Linked DNA regions of Homo sapiens: region 2 is linked to region 1. A link is a loop called in an ENCODE intact Hi-C map of the cell type or tissue named here. Cell type or tissue: GM12878. All regions are shown on one strand.

What was found. Peaks named below come from ENCODE experiments on the same cell type or tissue, not always from the same donor. Only the 100,000 strongest peaks of a DNase experiment are listed, where the experiment ranks them.
Region 2: it touches region 1 in a loop (2.9-fold over the local background); 1 of 110 quality-filtered maps calls a loop at or near these places.

What each region holds. Positions count from the first base shown.
Region 1 is chr9:106,873,291-106,875,790 of GRCh38, forward strand. The region is part of intron 1 of ZNF462 (zinc finger protein 462); the gene reads left to right. Among named protein-coding and RNA genes, the nearest start is that of ZNF462, 11 kb to the left of the region's middle. In GM12878, no CTCF peak of the experiment used is centred here; a DNase peak (open chromatin) is centred at 1,556.
Region 2 is chr9:106,301,332-106,303,831 of GRCh38, forward strand. All of the region lies in intron 3 of LOC107987108 (a long non-coding RNA gene), which reads left to right. Among named protein-coding and RNA genes, the nearest start is that of MIR8081, 300 kb to the right of the region's middle. In GM12878, no CTCF peak of the experiment used is centred here; no DNase peak of the experiment used is centred here.

The DNA.
Region 1 (2,500 bases):
GATGATAGGGAAAAAAAGCAAGACACCATGTAGGGGACACTTTAGGAAATAAACATTTTAAAATTATATCAAACTCAGAAAAAAAGGAGCCACCTACCTGTTATGGCAGGAAGATATGCTGGTGACTTTTTTTTTTTGTAGAAAAGGTGTTGTACTTTTTTTCTTCATAGGGCCCCTTTTGAAGCCTCAGTGCCCTGTATTGGCTCTGGTTACTATCAGCCTGAGAAATGTTCTCAAAAGCTACGCAGATGTTTGAAAATTAGTTCTATTCTTTAATGGTCATTTTTGGAACATGGTGCAGATTCTCTTAAAAGTGTGGGTGCCGATACCCCCTCCACCCCTTTTTGTGATCACCATGTGCTCTATTTAGATCATGGAGATGTGATGAGTGCTTTGGTTTTATTTGCCTGTCTCTGAAACATCACAAGATAGTAAGGAAGTTCATGGATGAGCACAAATGTCCCTAATAGAGTGACACACTGTGCTAAGGGAGATGGAGCAGATCCAGATATCCCTACGGTATCCGAGAGAGTAGCTTTTCTGCAAATGGTGGTTGGACATTAGTTGCTGAATAGACTCTTCAGCCCCCAAGAAACTAGTGGTGGTTTTATAAAATCCTAACATTGCTATGGATCTATCCAGTTGATCTCTGGTCTCCAGACAGACCCATAATCAAAACCTTCGTAGAAGGATAAACACATGTCCTGTTTATAAAGTGTACTAGAGAAGGCCACAGAGTCATCCATTTTTACTTCTCATCCATATCATTATCTACCAAATTTATAAAAACCGTTATTTTCTTAGATAAAGGACTAAAATAGAAAAAAGGCTTAGAAAAAATATATAAAGTGAACAATTGAACTGTGTAGTTAAAGAGAGTAAAATGGAACTGAAGCGTGTTGTTCTCTGGGCAGAATTTCTAATTTAGAGGAATAGGGACTCCATTCAGCCTTGGACAGCGTAAACTGTGACCCTAGGCAGTAGGGCCTAGCATTCTAGGATAATCCCTCAGAGAGCAGCCTGTCTCAAAGACCAGTTCTCAATGGGTTTCTTCAGTTTTCCTTTTAATTCTTTGAGGAAACCTACCCAGGCTACCCTCAGGAACTGCTTTGCAGGAAACAAGGTGAACTGGGTCAACATATCTTTGTGGATACAGTGAGAACTGGGAATTTGCGAACACATTCAATTTGAGGGGCTCCATAGGAGAGGAAGCTTGGGATATGTTCTAAGGAGGTAAACGTAGAAAGTTTATGTATGCAGGCCTGGCAAAGGAATCATTCATTCTCTTGAAAAGAAAACCACATTTTCAAAGACAGATTCTATGATAATTTAAAAAGTACACTGTATAGATCACATAAAATAGCACGTATTTAAGGAGGTGGAATTGTATCCTTCCACTTGTGTGGAAGTTTTTGTCATTCATTCCATCTTCTCCCGTGGCTTTGCCTCCAATTAGCAATTTTGCAGGCCTGAGAACTGAAGTGGTGTTGAAGAACAGATGTCAGCTGTTTGTGAAATTCATCCCTGCCCCATGGTTGACTCAGTGTTTCAGAATACCTCACCCATTCTTTTCTGACCAGTGGCTGTAGCTTGTTAATAATGAATGAACATCACCCATAGGTCCTGAAATTAACAAGTGTTAAATGTTAGGTGATTATTAGGGGAAAACAAGATAATCTAGTCAGTGGGCTTAATTAGGTGGTGATTGCCCAATTGCTGCTTCATGATAATTATATTCATAACCCCATTTCTAGACATCAACTACAATTATCAAAATTGACCCCAGCATAGGTAAGTGTTAGGAATCTTATTTGAAGCAGCTTCTCAACGGTAAATATCTGATGTTTCCAATGTGCTTCTGCCTGTTCTTTCTTCCCCTCTTGCCCCCTTTCCATGATCTTTCCCCCATCTTAGTAGAAAGGTCGTGGCAATATTATTTTGTCTGTGACCATGCACATATTGTATAGCTTGTGTTGGTGTCTACAGAAAAAGAAATTCTTAAGTTTTTAGGGGTCAAGTATAACTGCAAAGCTTTCATAAATCAGCAATAGGAATCTTGAAGGATAAAAATCCCAAATTGGCTGGATTGTTATTTACCTCAGCACATGAAACCTGTTAAGTCGATTGAATATGATTCATTTGAATAGATCTTTTACTTTATAAGGCATAATCTTAAAACGAAAAAGAGAGTCATCTGTGTTTAAGATAATGCCTTAGCAACATGATCACTAAGATTTGAGGGAACTGTTAATCGAGAACTTTTAACTTTATATCACCCCTTCCTTTCCTCCAAATTATGAAATTTGCTGCCAGTGTATTCTAGTATAAAAAAGAACGTGTCATTACTAGGGACGTTGTTTACTGTTTATCTCCCAAATGAAGTCAATGATTTCCAGGAAATACTAACAACAACCTGTATCAGAAGTGATACAGTGTGGGTATGTCAGTGTGACACTGTGAATCACTGGGCCAGATTGTCATTTGGCAGGCTTCCCTTTCT
Region 2 (2,500 bases), 570 kb before region 1:
TGCCATATCTGAAATGTTCTTGAGTTGTGTTTGCAGCCTCAATAATATTGTTGAGCACAGTTGGATGTATGGATCTAAACACAGAACATGCTTAATGAGGAAAAAAACATGGTCCTCAAAGCAACTAAATCAATTTCTGCAAATAATCAAGGTATTTTCTATTAACAAGCTCCTTCTAAAAATATCCTAATGTTAAGTAGCTACTCCTAGCTTGCACATAATCAGATTCTTTCCCCCTGAGTTTTTACCCTATGAACTAGAGACATACATATACATAGTCAATTTTTCCATCTGGATTTTTGCAGATACTTTTAAATTCAACATGTCTCAAATGTCATTCACTATGTCCCACATCTACTTAGTCTTAAATTTGCTCATCTTCTCTTTCTCTCTTGGTCAATGTACAAATCAACGTCAATGTTCACCCATTCACCAGGATTTGTTACCTGAGAGACATTCTTGACTCTTCATTCTCCTTTACCTTCCCCATCCAATCAGTCACTAAGTTTTCCCTTTTCTTCCTAGAATCATTCAAATCAGTAATGCCCACTCCATTCTCACTGCCTCAGCCTTTCTTTACTGGATCCTACAACACCTCCTCTAACTGGGATCTTTTTGTCTTCAGTCTGACCCTGTTTCAGCCCACTTTAATCAGTATTTCCATAGCGAGCTTTCTATATCCAAGTCTGATCATATCTCTTTCCTCTATAAAGGTCTCCATTGGTCCCTCAGTGTGTTCAGTGGAAAGGCCTTCACTTTCAGCACAGAATAACAAAAGGATTCATGCTAATGAATACTTATTCCCATCCCCATTTTTATAATTATGCTTCCTATCCCTCAAAATGCACTCTATAAACCAATCATGTACATAGACTTACCTATTTCCTGAAATCATCCTTTCTAACATTCCCACATATGCTATTCTGTCTCCTTCTAGAAAACTTCTGCCCAATCCCAAAGACTTAGTTCAAATATACATTCCTAAGGAAAGTGCCTTGAAATCTCTTCAGGCAGGACTAAGCCCTTCCATGTTTGGACCTCCACAGGGACTTGAACTTCACTTAATTTTCTAATGTTCTCTATCAGACTGCCAGTTCAGAGGAACACAGCATCATGTCTTACTTAGATTTTGTGTTCTTTATCTCACTGATCCTCCAACCCCATCAGACAGGTTGCTATTATCCCATTCTGGAGACACTAATCAGGTTTACCTCATATTTCAAGATTGTGCAGTTAGTAAGTGGAAGGCCTGGAGGTCCACACCAGGTGTCCCCATGGCCACACGTTGTTTGCTAATACACTTCTTTACTGTTTGCAACACTAGCAGTGGCCCATGCCATGAAAATAGGAGGGGCTTAGCAGAGGGTGTCTGGTCAGAATGGCAGTCTAGCAGATTTGCCAGCAAGCTGTATATTCAAGTCAAGAACAGAGGTTGTATTTGGATTGTGTTATACATCATTAAAAATTGTCATGTTTTCTGAAGCTACTTTTATTTTCACATCATATAGGATTGAGAAAATCTTAGTAGTCTATATCAAAAATACATTATCATTATTATGGTCATTATTTTTTGGAAAGGGAGTTTTAAGGACTGGTTGGAAATTGTGAGGAGGAGCTTCTTTGGTGGGGGCTACTGTAAGCCTTAGTGGATTACCAGGCATAGATGAGAAACCCAGCCTAAACCTTACAAGTTTTGCTCCAGCAGAAATGCTTTCACTAGTTAAATTCTAAGGGTTCTGGTCTCAAGTTGAATGCAAATGCCTATAAGATGTGTCTGCATGGACATTTCTGCACCTAAGAAATAAAATCACTTCTGACGTTATCTATTCTGCTGTTCAGTGACCTCTGAATTAAGGCAAATACATCACAGATTCCTTCTGGAGTTTAGAACTAAAGAAGTGTTTCTCCTAAAGATGTGCTAACCTTTCTTTTATCACGGTTTAAGAGTTATGGAATCCAATACTTCCCAAGTGTGGGCTATGAATCAGAATTATCCAGGGAATGTAATAAATATACTGATTCCTGGATTCTAGCCCTAGAAATTCTGATTGAGAGACCAGAGAGGGGATGAAGAATCTGTTCATTGTTGGCAGCTTGCTACCTAGGCTCTTCACGGTGCACCGATTAAACTACTGTTATCACCATTAACCTCTGATACTTTTAACCTAAGGTGTGGCTGCTCCTTCTGCTGTCAGTGCTGGGCTGAGGAGGCATCCTCCTGATCTCTGACTTGGTATAGAAGCCAATGTATGCCTCTAAACCTTGGCATTTTTTCTTCTTTGGCCTGAGGGTGCTTGGTCATGGTGAAAGGTGATCCTTGGGGCTAAAGGAGTTCAGGTCTCCAACTCTCTATTCTCAGTGTGAGCGGCTGGGACTGCATCTGTGTCTGCAGGCATGTAAATGGGGACCCCGGTCCACAGGGAAGAGCATCATCTCAGGTGTTTATGGGTTAGCAGCGTGCTGATTGGAAAACTGAAGTTCTAAGAAGTAGACTTGCCCA